Regions from separate parts of the Homo sapiens genome. Here region 2 is linked to region 1. Evidence: chromatin contacts called from ENCODE Hi-C or POLR2A ChIA-PET data. All regions are on one chromosome and are shown on one strand. Each heading gives the region's core, a stretch centred on a gene start or an enhancer-like site at or near the end of the contact. The rest is flanking DNA. Distances are from core to core; before and after follow the strand shown.

Region 1 (6,729 bases), core at 2,006-4,505:
CTACTCAGGAGGCTGAGGCAGGAGAATGGCGTGGACCTGGGAGGCAGAGTTTGCAGTGAGCCGAGATCGCACCACTGCACTCCAGCCTAGGTGACAGAGCGAGAAAAAAAATGCTCACACAGCTAATTTTCTTGCCTTCATTTCTAATAAAATCTGTCTCAATTCGTCTCAAAATAAATAAATTAATTAATTAAATAAACACATAACACAAAATTTACCATCTTAACCATTGTTTAGTGTAAGGTTCACTGGTATGACATGCATTTATAATGTTGCACAATTATCACTGCCATCCATCTCCTGAAGCCTCTTCATCTTGTAAAACAGAAACTCTATACCCATTAAACGTAACTCTCTATTTCCCCCTCCTCCAGCTCCTGGTAATCACCATTCCACTGTCTCTGTGATTTGACTGATGTCCTGGAACACTTTTGTGGCTCTTCATGAGTCACCTGGTAGACCCATCTGTCCTGCAGCACCCGTTGACCTGGTGAATATATCGCTATTTTTGGTGGCTTCTTGCAACTCTTTCCTCATCGCTGGGTATTGGGCATGTATCTCTGGCCCTTTTCTATGGAGTTTCTCCCCTCCTCCCTCTCCTCTCAAGACGGGACCTGTCCTATTGGATGGGATGCAAGATGGCTCCACCTCATCTCTTGTGAGGGGCCTTCACCCAGTCCACAGGAAATGGGGAAACACTTGTGGCATCCTTGCCCTGCAAAGTCCTTGATCTGGCTAAGGGGACTGAGAGACATGAAAGAGGTCCTCGAAGCTGTTTCTTCTGTAAATCTGCAGAGGGTGTGGGGGTGGTGGGATCTGTCTCACACTCCTTTCAGTAGCTGATAACTGTCATATTGGTGCCTCAGTCAAAACAGGAGCAGGAATGGCTCCATTGTGGCCTCCTGCCGCACAGGCCCTCTAACATTCCTTCCCAGGGATTTGCACTGGCCCTCCCTTCATGCAGTAAGTTCCTCAGCTGTAGAAATTGTGCTCATGTTCCTCTCTCCCATCACTAACCAGCCCCTTCACACCTTCAAGATCCAAGCTCACCTCCCACTCCTTTGGTGAAGCTTGAAGTCTTTTTGAGTCTTCTTCAGAGCTCCCTAAGACATTTACCTACATTTTTTACTACATTTTGTGGTGGTGTTTTTTCCCAACTATTTGCCTTACCTAGTAGCCTAAAAACTCTGCAAGGACAGGGCCCATGTCTTAGTCAAGTTATACCTCTAGTTTAGCACTACACTCAGTCCATAGAAGGCAATCCATTTGTTCATCCAGCACATGTTTGTTGAGTGACTACTATTTGACAGGCACTGTAGACACCTCAGTGAACAAAACACACAAAGCCTTCACTTTCTTGGCACTGGAAGGGACAAATGCATTTACGGCACTTCACGGATTCCCCTGACAGAAGTCCTTGTCTATGCTAAGTCCTACACAGGTACAGCCCATTGAAGAGGTGAGTAAGATTCTCAACTACTTAACGTGGAGGCTATGGAACACACTGCTTCTTTTCTTAGTATCCATCACACTTCTAAACAGTTGCCACTGACACTTCTGGAGAAGTCCAACCTGTTCCATGCACATAGACTCACCCATTCAATGACACAATTTATTCCAAAGAAGGCCTGGTAGACGTCTTGAAAGTCTAATATCGGGAGCTCTGTCATGCTTCTTGAGAAAGGTGATGCTTCTCAGAAGGGTGCATCCTTCCCCATGAGTCACCTGGGTACATATCCAGCCCAGGGCTCCCAGCAGCTACACCAGATCTGCGCATGCAGAGAGGGAGAAAAAAAATGCTCACACAGCTAATTTTCTTGCCTTCATTGCTAATAAAAGTTTCTAGGTTATGAGACTACTGTTTTGTTGCACTTCTTTGTGAAGGGAGGCAAGGACAATAAAAATAAGGCAAATCATACCTGAACATTGGAGGTGGAAAATATCTGTGTCTGAATCTGTCAGTGCTAACAAATATATGCATCGAACTCATTGATAACAACAGTCTCTTCATAGAGCATGACCCAGATGTACACTTATAGGGCCTAGAAAAGAAAAAAGAACATTTCCCCTATACTTTACTCCACTAAGCAAGAAATTCTCAAGATGGAACTTCCACTAAGGCAAGATGACTCTAGAAGCTCTGCGCTTAGATAGTTGTGAAGGGCAGTGGGCATAAGAAGCTTCAGTGATAGTTGTTAACAGTGTAGGTTCCTAGACCCTAAACATTTTGATTCAGGGATCAGTCAGAGCCCAAAACATCATAGGATTTGCTTTAGCTTTTAGTATATTTGCTATGGAATTTACTCTCTAGAGAGTCAATTTGTCAAATACCTGTGCTTGATCTCAGATTAAGCAGGGTAGGGCAGACCTTCCATGGGAAAAGTTGATGGGCCATTTTCAGACTTTGGGTTGACACAGAGAAGAGCATGTCCCAGGGAAGCAAAACTATGGGAGGCTGGACCCTGAAGGAGAGGATGTCTCAGAAAAGATTAGCTCTGCATCGGATCAGCACATAGGCTGCCGGTTCCTGGGAGGAAGGGAAGCAGCAGTCCTGTGCTCAAAACGGAGTTACATAGCAAGGACACAGAGCACATTTTTCTCTTAAAATCTTTCTAGTTTCTCAGAAGGCTTCCTGAGCTAAGACTCCTCTGCCCACGGTAAGCCCTTCTTATAAAAGAGAGTGTCAGTACCACAAAACCAAGTTGTGAAACAGCTGAGCTGCCAATTTCCTGGAGGCCATCACTGAACCCAAGGCTGGGCTCAATCTGAACTGAACTGGCTTTTCCAGGTATCTTGACTCAACCAGCCCATCCAAAACTTCCCTACAAAAAAGGAGATATCACCTTAGCAAACACCATTGGTTTGTCCTCTCCTCTCATTTGGAGTTGGTGTTGTTTTATGGCACTGACAATGGAAACTAGGAGTATAAATGAGACATTCTCAGAGCTAAGTAGAGTCTATTTAGTTTTACGACCAGGGGCCAGGAGGCATGCTACTCCGCCCACCTCCCAAGAGACTGCTGCAAAAATAGGCCAGCATGATGCTGAATCTGCAAATGTAAATGCAAATTTCAGTATGACGCTCTGCCCTAGTGGTTCTCCCTTTTGGACCTGCTGCTTCTCTTTCATAGGTTTCATGTTTCATCCCCACCCCTACCTTCTAACAGATGCTATGTAGAGTTCAAATTCCCTGTGTTTACTCTGTTCTTCATCTGAGATGCTCCCCCACTTTCGTCAATCTATCGCGTATCTTCAAGATCTAGTTCTGGTTTTCAACCTTCCATCAAGGCGTGCTTGACAACTCTGAACTTCAGAAAGCCTAACTGCGTAATTGTAATCTATAGTGGTGGTTCCAAAATTCGACTACAAAACAAAACTCTGCAAAGACCTTTTAAAGTATTTAACCATTACCCTCCTCAGATTGTCCAAGTTAGAAATTTGGGCGATAAGGACCAGGAAATCTGTCTTCTGTTTTGTTGTTGTTTTTAAATGTTTTCCTAGGCCCTCATTTAAGAATCACTGGCCTAGAAAGAGGTTGTACTTGATATATACTATCATTATTGTTTTTTAATTGTTTCAAGTTTGCTACTTCTGTTTTTTCTACCAACCCACTGCCTCCCCACTCCTACACACACACACACACACACACACACACACACACACACACATACACACACAGCTACACATGTACACACTGACAAACATACCCACAGCATAGTGCAGGACTGAGTACATGGTGAAAACAAAACAAATTATTGATTCTAGATTACCATACCTGAGGATGAAAGAAGGAAACAACATGGTGGGAGTACGAATTATTTATATCTTCCTTTTGTTGTGACTGTATGAAGAACAAATCTTGCACATGACTCAAACCAACCTCTCAAGAGCTCGTCTTAAAGGGTAGAGCTGGTTTTCACTGCACTGGACGCCAGCCTGCGCATGCCCTTCAAGACTCCCTCAAGGGAAGGGAGGGTGAGGATAAAGACACAGACAATGGGCTCTTGGGAAAGGGAACTAAGTAAAGCCAGGCCTTAGGAGAACTGAAAAGCCATCAGAAATATTAATAACAATGATAATAGCTATTATTTTGTGAAGATTTACTATGTGCCAGGCACTATGCTAAGCAATTCACTGGCAGAGATACCCTTTTTAAAGATTCCTCCTTCGAAGATGAAGAAATTGAGTCCCAGAGAAGTTAGGTCATTTGTCCAAGTTCACAAATGACAGAGTCCAGAGTCTAATCCAGGCCTATCAGACCCCAGAGTTGGAGTGTTTAACTATTTTTTCCATTTCTTAAGAAACGGAAACCGATCCAAAATGGCTGCCTCACCCCTAGAGCTTTTATACAGGCTCTTATCTCTATGACTCTAGTTTAAATTCTTGAGAAAATCTGACTAGCTAATGAATTAACTGGATTTGAGTCGAGCGTTCATCCATGATCCAATCAGCCATAGCTAGAAGGATCACTCTAGAGCTCTGATTGGTATAGGCAAATTGCCTGATATAGCCATCATACCAGGGCATTGCTTACTATCCCTGAAACCAGAACACTGGAGTAGGCGATGTAAAGTTGTTACCTCCCTCACATGTAGAATCAGGCTAATAATGGTACACCCCCACAGTGCTATTTTGAGATTTAAAGGAGTCAATCTATATGAAGTGCATAGAACAGTGTGTAGTTCTCAGGAATTGCTATGAATGGCATTATTATTCAACTTATATTACCACCACTTTTGCTTTCATTTTCCAGTATGCTATGTTCTTGACTCCCAACTTAGTTTGATTGCCTTGACCCACACCTTTCAAAAGTATGTACACGAAGAACTGCCAAACTTAAACCTCTCTGCAAACACATCTTTTCCAGTGTAGCTTTGATAACACCCTGAGACAAGCAGAGGTGAATGTCTCCCAGTCTGAAAATTTCCAGGGCTATTCTACAGTGACCCAAACCAAGGCTAGCTTTTATCTTTGGGAAAGCAATTACAAAAATCAAGTCTTAAGGGAAGAAAGTCGATTTCGCAGAAGTGATAGGCAGAAATGCCCTCCAGCAAACTCTGTCCCTGAAGTCACATGTGTTACTCCATTCATTCATTTAACAAGGAAACGATGCATTAGTGACTATGAATAACAGGTAAAAAGGACTATCATACTGAGCGTGTCCAAACAACCAAAGTGAGTGATGCGTTGACATTACATTCCTAAGTAATGCCAGGACAAGAAATATGGGGAATTTAGATATTACGAGAAGGTAGTTATGAATCTCAGCACAGTTCTCCTAGAATCAACTTAAGGAATGCTTTATTACAAAATAGGCATTCAAACGTTTGTTGATTTGATAGAGTCAATAAAGTACAAAGAGAGACATCTCTGCCATGAAGCATTATCCAAACAAGAAAGGTAAGGAATTTCTCACCCTCAGTTATGCTGTATGTTATCATAACAACCACTAACTTACATCTGTGTTATTTCACATTTCTCGTTTGATATTCCCAACTATTCCCCTGCAAGCAAAGTAAGACCATGATTATCCAATTTTACAGATGATAAACTCGAGGCTCAGCACCTTCTACTGCTTGTCACTGCTAGTAAAAAGAAAGTACAACTAGAACCCAGGTCTTCTGACCCGTGTGTCCTTCCCCTGCCCCATGATGCCTCTGTGTGAGGTGTTTCTGGTATAAACTGTGGGAAGAAGCTTCCAAATAGCAAGATCAACTGGTTGAGAAATCATTGGTGTTTTTTAAAGTGTGTCCCTTAAATCACTATTGTGTCATGATAATCCAAGAAAAAGCTTGGGACCCACTGCTCACCATGCAGCCCATCTTGATTTACAATGCACATTAGTTTATTAAAGGCTCTCAGCAATCGTATCATAAAGAAACCCAAATAACTTATATTAGCTCTGTATTCCTCAAACTTATATGAGCATAAAACTCTGTAGGCATTATTTATTAATATTACACAGAGGCATATTCTTTGGAAAACATTTGAGACTGTGTTAAAAAGAATTATTAGGTGACATGAGTAAATTAACTAAAGAATTATGCCTCACTCTACCTTGCCTAATTCCCAGTTTCTTAAACCCAAACTAATTTCTAAAAGCAATACTAATTCTAAGTATAATTTCTGGACATCCAGTTAACTATTAGAAAGCATATAAGGAGAGATGAAACTTTAAAGAACTGAAGCAGGTTTTAGAAGAGCAGATTAATATAGAAATAGAGTTTCTACCTCTACCCTCCCCATGGCCTACAGGAACTCCAGGTGGCCTTCATACTTCATTCTTTCTCTCCACCTACATAGCTTTTCGTTTATCTAGGGTTATGTCAGTGGCATGAGGAGTAAGATATTTTTTTTTTCTGTTCCTCATCTGTAGCTTTCCCCACAAAGAGAACTTTCTCTAATCTTCAGGGATAAATCTTTGGCTTTCTGGAGATCAACATCTGATATAGAAAGTGGAGGCTGGGCGCGGTGGCTCATGCCTGTAATCCCAGAACTTTGGGAGGCCAAGGCGGGTGGGTCACGAGGTCACGAGTTCAAGACCAGCCTGGCCAATATGGTGAAACCCCGTCTCTACTAAAAATACAAAAATTAGCTGGGCGTGGTGGCATGGCGTGGCACACCTGTAGTCCCAGCTGCTCCAGAGGCTGAGGCAGGAGAATCACTTGAACCTGGGAGGCGGAGATTGCAGTGAACCAACATCATGCCACTGCACTCCAGCCTGGGTGAC
Region 2 (7,031 bases), core at 2,606-5,105, 41 kb before region 1:
TCTCAAGTTCAGTTAAAATACAAATATTCTCAGAACTCAGTTACCCAAATCCAAATTTGAAGTGTTCCATCATTTGAGATTCTGTAATTTGAGGGCCTTGTACTAGACCTGTGCTGTTCAACATGGTAGCCACCAGCCACCTGTGCTATGAAGTACTTGAAATGTAGCTAGTACAACCGAGGAACCAAATGTTTAATTCTACCTAATTTTAATTAGTTTAAGGTTAAAGTCAATGTAAAAGATTTTATTAATAATTCTTGATTACATGTTGAAATGGTAATATTTTGGCTATATTGAGCTAAATGAAATATATTCATAAAATTAATTGTACCTGTTTCTTCTTACTCCTTTTAATGTGGCTACTAGAAAATGTAAACTTGCATATGTGTGCCTGCCATTCTATTAATATTTCTAAATTTTAATTTTTTAATGTTTTAATTTTTTTTGAGATGGAGTTTTGCTCTTGTTGCCCAGGCTGCAGTGCAATGGCATAATCTCGGCTCACTGCAACCTCCACCTCTCGGGTTCAAGCGATTCTCCTGCCTCAGCCTCCTGCGTAGCTGGGACTACATGCATGCGCCACCATGCCCGGCTAATTTTTGTATTTTTAGTAGAGACAGGGCTTCACCATGTTGGCCAGGCTGGTCTTGAACTCCTGACCTTAGGTGATCCACCCGCTTCAGCCTCCCAAAGTGCTGAGATTACAGGCATGAGCCACCACACCTGGCCTTAATATTTCTATTGAATGATACCGGTCTAGAACCTAGTCCTCAGGGTTGTAAATCTTCATTCAAGTCCTGCTTTTCTATTTTCCAGTCCTATGTAAAACTATGTTGTCAACTCCCTTTAGTTTCTAGAGGAGTGAGTTTTCTCTTTTTTCTTTTTTTCTTCTGGAGATGGAGTCTCCCTCTATCACCCAGGCTGGAGTGCAGTGGCGTGATCTCAGCTCATTGCAACCTCCACCTCCCGAGTTCAAGTGATTCTCCTGCCTCAGCCTCTCAAGTAGCTGGGATTACAGGCGCACACTGCCATGCCCAGCTAATTTTTGTATTTTTAATAGAGACAGGCTTTCACCATGTTGGCCAGGCTGGTCTTGAACTCCTGACCTCAAGTTATCCACCTGCCTCGGCCTCCCAAAGTGCTGGGATTACAGGTGTGAACCACTGCGCCCAGGCTGAGTTTTCCCTTTCTAGCCCTAGAAATCCCTAATTCATTAAAGGTTGAAAGAAGTGTTTCCCCTGTTTCCCTAAGTCCTGACGAGCTCTCCCCTAGGGAATCCTACTGTGCCACTGTTCTCTCTGAAGCCAGCTTTCTCGGTCCTGCTGACAGGCCTTCTCCAACTTCCTTCTTGAATTGTTGTATCCTAGTTTCTTGCTTCCCTGTGTCTCTGTCTTTTTAAACCACCAAAGTGTCCTGGTTGGACATCATTTGCATTTACATGCTGACCCATTACTCTGAGACATCTCCATTATGTTTTCATTTAACAAGGAAATTACTAAAGATCTCTGTATTTATTGTAGGGGCCATAAGAAGGATGATGCATTGGGAAGAGCGCCTATCAGCTCACCACTGGGTTTTAGGAAAAGGATGCACTTGGCTTAATCTATTGCTTTTCTTGGGTGATCTCTGGGAAGATGTTTCTCCTGGCCACAGTCTCCCCTGTTAGAATGGCTGGTCGTAAAATATTTCTACCGGACAATCATGGGATTCAGTGACATCGCCGTAGGGTCTGTTCATTGATTTCCCCTGGAGCTCTTCACAATCAGAGTTTAAAAGATCTTCGATGATTCAAAGCCTGAACACTAGAAGAAGCTCTCAGGATCTTCCAGGCCCGGGGAGGAGCTAGCGTGATGAAGGCCTAGACTCCTTTCATTACCCTTCTTTGCATCAGATATTTATCTGGCCTTTGGTGCTGCCCCTCTGAATGTTAAGTAGCTGACCCAGTGTCATATTCTTAAAAGGCAAGTAAAACATCCCCCAACCGTGGCCTAGAGCCTACCAAAGGCCACTGATGGTACAGCAAGATATTTTCAAATCCTGCAAAGATCAAACAATTCTTCTACGGTTGCTCCGACAGCCGCAGAAAAACTACCCCCCACCTCCCCAAGCTAACTTCCTGACCCCAAAACCCAGAGTCTAATCACTGAGCCAATAGCTTTAAGTTTGGGGTTTTGACAGCTACGGAAAGCCAGGCTGCAGAAAGGTGGCTTCCAGACAAGGGCAGAGGAGGCTGCACGAGAGGTTCTGCAGGCTTACTTACTTTTAATCTGCTAGGTTCTTCTAATCTGCTTGCTGCTGCTTTGCATATATTTATGGTTTGAGTGCCTTCTCATTCCAACTCTTGAAGTGAATTAGTCCCAGGGATTGAAGTCAGGGAGGCTTCTCTTGCATGAACTAATCAGCAGGGCAGGACCTGAGTGTACCTTGCATGGTCTCTTTCCCAAACTGGGGGCTTCCAGAATAGAGGCTGACACAGATCAGGCTCTGAATCTGGATAGAGATTCAAACCCAAATAGACAGCACCAAGCTTCAAGCCAAATACAATTGTGAATAAAATAAATAAGTGAAAGTAATGGATGAATATTTTTATGTTGATAGGTATCACCAAGCTTATGCTCTCAGCTCAATGGCCTGGCCACACACTGCTTAAACCTCCGGGCTTGGAGACCAGAGCTGTCCCAGAATGCAGTGAGCGTGTATGTTCTACACCGCTGGCCTCGACCATTGCATATAAACACAGGTTTCACTCAAGCTGTTCTGCAAAGGAATATAGGAATGCAGGTTATTTACCAGTGAAAGAGTGTTTTAAGTGTGTTTAGAGGTGTAGACTGCGGTGGTTTTGCATATGTGAGGTAACCAATCATAGGATATGATTTTAAGGTCCAGAGCATGCTAGGGTTCTACCCACACTACTTCCCATTCATGAAATAGCTGATGCCTGAAATGCCCTGTGACCTTTACAATCATTTGGCTTAAGGGTAAGAATATTTCTAGAAGGAACAGTTCATTAAAGCTTATTAATTACCTCTAGAATAGATGATCCTATAGTATCAAATTCCTGAGAACTGTTTTGGAGGAAGAAAGAACAAAGGTTTAAGGTGCCTGAGGAGATATTTTAGAAAGAGAAATGGGTACAGTGAGTTCCCCTCACTTTTCTGCATCAGACCAGCTCTGGGTGAAGATGAGAATTGGAGAGGCAGGAAGAGAGGGGAGCAAGGGAATTGGGCAGTATGGATGACCTCGAGTTCCGCCTTCTCTTTCCTGCCCAGTTGCCCTTCACTTCAGCCTGCATGTTGCTGGAGCATAGACGCCAGACTGGGTTTGGTTATCTTTGTCACCTGGAGGGGAAGGGGGTGTGGTTTTATTTTAACACGGCTTCCTTTGCTGCTTGGGTGTTGCTCTCACAAGTGTTAACTTGCCCTGTTTGTTGGAACCGAGTAGTTGCTCCCTAAGCCCTTGTATTTCAGCAGAAAGAAGAAAAAAGCATCTCTTTGAAGGGAAGGTGGGTGAAAAAGAAAGCCACATTAAAAAGCCAGCCCGTGTTAAATTTGGGCTTGCTCCTATTTGTAAGAGGTTTAAAAATACCCTGGGCCCTTTTCTGCTTTTGCACGCTTATTTAGCAGTTTGCCCCCATTTCCAAGCAGCCCCTTGTAAAGGCGCTTCCTCTGCTCGTACACCAGCTGAGAGCTTTTGTACCTGTTCTCTGAAAGATTCAGTGGCTCTAGAAACTCCTGTTAGAAGCTTGAAGACTCTGGCCCCAGCTAGGAAAGAAGATCTGACTTCAAACATGAGAAACACTAATGAAGAATTCTTCATCCTGCTCCACCCACCCCAGCACACGCCCCAATCAAACAAACCTAAACCCACACTTCAGGGGTGTGTCCCCGCCACCCCCAGCTACTTATTCAAAGATAAGTTGACTTAATTGTTGTTGTGAGAGAATGGTGAAGTGTGCTTATTCCATGTGGGGTGGGGGTTTAAAACAGTTGAGCAAGTCAGGGAGCCATGGAGCTCTTCCTAGGAAATAAAATCCTTTGTGTGTCCTATAGGAATGAGTTTTAAAATCTGGTGCTCAAAATGGAACAACAAATGGGAGCAGACACCAGTAAAGAATGGGTTAAATATAATATGATGTAACCATAAATAGATAACTGAACAGTTGCAAAAAAAAGAATGAGGAAGCTTTTTGGGCACTGACATGGAACAATTACCAAGAGATATTAAGTCACACAAAAGCGAGGTATGGCACAATGTGGATAGCCTGCTGCTGCTGTATAAAATATCTCCCCTATACACACAGATTATCTAAAATCCACAAGACAGGATAAATTTTACACTGGCTCCCAGTGCCCTAGAAGGTTTGAGCCCCAGGTCTCCTCAAGTGTAACCTTCCCAATATTGGCCTTATTGACTTTCTTCCTCTTCCTTTCCTCATTCTCCTATCAGATTAGTTGCCTTTGGGAGGGAAACTTCATGCCTGGGGAACCAGGTCAGAAAGACATTTCATGGCCTATCTTTTTGTACTCTTTGCATTTTAAAATGTAAATGTGTTGCCTATTTAGAAAATAATAATATGGTTTAAATTAGGTGGTCAAAAGCTTAATGGAGTAGCAAGCCTAATTCTGGGGGTGCAAATCTCCCACCTGCCAATGGCAAATCTGGTTAATCCAGCCAGCAACCATCCCCTAGGCAGCCTAACAGCCTAGTGGCAGCAGGTACAACCTGCAGATTATCTTCAGAGGAATGTGGCAGCCTGTGAAGCACTCTGCTTTCTGAACCTGCACCTTTCAAATAGACTCCAGGATCATGCCAGGCTGGGTCAATTTCACCAGGCTGTCAACATCCCATAGCACAAATCTTAACATATAAATGAATTGGACTTCACAGGTTCTCAACTGACAAACTTTCTGGGAAAGGATTTTGGTCAGAAAGTTCATGAGCTTCTGGGTAATTCAAAATAAAACAAAATATACTATTGATTTTTCTAACTGTAAATTTAAGACTTGTTCAATGCAGATTACTTAAAGAAAAAAAAAATACACAAGGGCCAAGAATTCTCCTCACTGAACATGTTATTGGGGTCATCGCTTCATGGCAATGTATAGAGGTTGATATGGTTTGGCTGTGTCCCCACCCAAATCTCATCTGGAATTGAAACTTCCATAATTTCCACATGTCGTGGGAGGTGATTGAATTACGGGGACGGGTGTTTCCCATGCTATTCTCGTGACAGCGAATGAGTCTCACAAGATCTGATGGTTTTAAAAAGGGGAGTTTCCCTGAACAAGCTCTCTTCTCTTGTCTGATGCCATGTGAGATGTGCCTTTCACCTTCCACCATGATTGTGAGGCTTCCCCAGCCATGTGGAACTGTAAGTCCATTATATACCTCTTTTATAAATTGCCCAGTCTCAAATCTGTCTTTATCAGCAGCATGAAAGCAGACTAATACAGAGGTCGTCTTCTTGTTGTTTATAGCTGCATAGTATTCCACTGAGTGGACCTTCCATTGCCTTATTCAACCAATTTCCAAGCTTTTGCTATTATAAACAATGCTGCAATGTATAGTCACATATAAAAGTATTTGTGTAGTTTTACAACATATTTTTGGATAGATTCCTAGAAGTTGGATTACTGGATCAAAGGGAAAATGCATATGTAATTTTACTAGATATATCAAATTCCCATTCATGAGGCTTATGCCATTTTACATTCCCACTAGCAATGTATGGAAGCATCTATTTCACCACAGCCTCACCAACAAAATATGCTGTCAATCTTTTAGATTTTTGTCAGCCTGACAGGAGAGAATATTGTATCTCAATGAAGTTTGAAAGTGTATTCACTGAAAGTATGGTTGAGAGTCTTTTCATATATGCAGGATCCATTTTCCTTTCTTTTTCTGTGAACTCTCTGCTCATATTTCCAACCCATTTTTCATAGATGTGTTGGCTTTTTTCTTCTATATTTTTTGAAGCTCTTTACATATTATGGTTATTAACTCTTTGTGCTATAAGTTGCAAATGTTTCTTCCCAGTTTCTATAGCCTTTCAAAATACATATATTGTTAACCTCAGATGAAGAAACTAAAGGATAAAAGATTTAAGGATGCTTCCCAAGGCCATGAAATAAAAGCTACACACATTTCATTGATAACAAATTGTAGGTGCACAGTAGTTAATGACAAGAGGTCCCTCTGCAGACTCTGTCTGGATAGCAGTACATTTAGACTCAGAGCTCCAGAGTCCAGATCTACTGGATAATCTCAGGAATGTCAACTCTATGTGTGAGGCCGCTATTTCCATTTTTCTGAAAAACCAAGCAGAGCACCCTGTTTCCATTTTTATGGAGCTCATTTGTTCAATACCTTCATTTGTTCTGGAAACCCTCCATGTATATAGTGGAAGTCAGGCAAGGTCTCTCTGAGCGGGTGATATTTGAACTAAGACCTAAGACAAGCCGGCCATTGTGAAGATCTATGGAAGAGATTTCTGAGCAAGGCAAATACCAAGAGCTGAGTCCCTCAGAGAGAAAAGACATAAAATGTTCCAGAGAGGAACAACTGGAATACAAGGTGGAGCCCCGTGAATAATGGGGCACGTGATGGTAGATTAAGTTGACAGCAGAGGCTAGATTACACAGACTGTTCTAGGTTGCGTTACATGTTTTGGTTTTAACTATCTTTTTCCTCTGGCTGAGTCCAATTGTTTGTTTATTTATTTTTCCCATGAGTTAATTATTTTTACTCTGTCTTCAGCTTCTACTACAGGAAAACTAGCTCTCACTCCCACCGTGTACTCCTGTTAAAATTTGGAGAAAGCACTGTTCTTGTTCTCCCAGGACCTGGCAGCTCTTCTTCCTAGAGGAGAAAAGCAGATAACATACACAAGCACTTCATTTAGCACAGTTACACAAGAGGCAATTCATTCTCTATACAGAAAGGAAATACGTGTTCACACAGGCCGACACACGCAACCTGGGCTTTGCCCAACACAGACCAGTGATCATCCCTTGTACATTTGCAAGTTGCCT

Evidence for each region. Hi-C counts contacts between places; a loop is a spot of excess contacts on that map. ChIA-PET counts read pairs that join two places held with the same protein, here RNA polymerase II (POLR2A). Pooled maps may share reads with other maps.
Region 2: a loop to region 1 is called in a map of CD4-positive, alpha-beta T cell, with 9 times the contacts of the local background. The contact joins two enhancer-like sites. A Hi-C loop is called at or near these places in 8 of 168 maps with a recorded cell type or tissue (B cell, CD4-positive, alpha-beta T cell, CD4-positive, alpha-beta memory T cell and 3 more) and 14 of 50 pooled maps. POLR2A ChIA-PET finds 5 or more read pairs at or near these places in 25 of 52 experiments (B cell, CD4-positive, alpha-beta T cell, CD4-positive, alpha-beta memory T cell and 16 more).

What each region holds. Positions count from the first base shown.
Region 1 is chr15:38,607,322-38,614,050 of GRCh38, reverse strand. No RefSeq gene overlaps it. Among named protein-coding and RNA genes, the nearest start is that of RASGRP1, 46 kb to the right of the region's middle. Within about 2 kb of position 3,255, at least 4 of the 41 ENCODE cell types and tissues checked have a DNase peak (open chromatin) inside an H3K27ac peak, as active enhancers do; they include B cell, CD4-positive, alpha-beta T cell, CD8-positive, alpha-beta T cell and 1 more, where a contact is called at or near this core.
Region 2 is chr15:38,648,240-38,655,270 of GRCh38, reverse strand. No RefSeq gene overlaps it. Among named protein-coding and RNA genes, the nearest start is that of LINC02694, 45 kb to the left of the region's middle. Within about 2 kb of position 3,855, at least 6 of the 41 ENCODE cell types and tissues checked have a DNase peak (open chromatin) inside an H3K27ac peak, as active enhancers do; they include B cell, CD4-positive, alpha-beta T cell, CD8-positive, alpha-beta T cell and 1 more, where a contact is called at or near this core.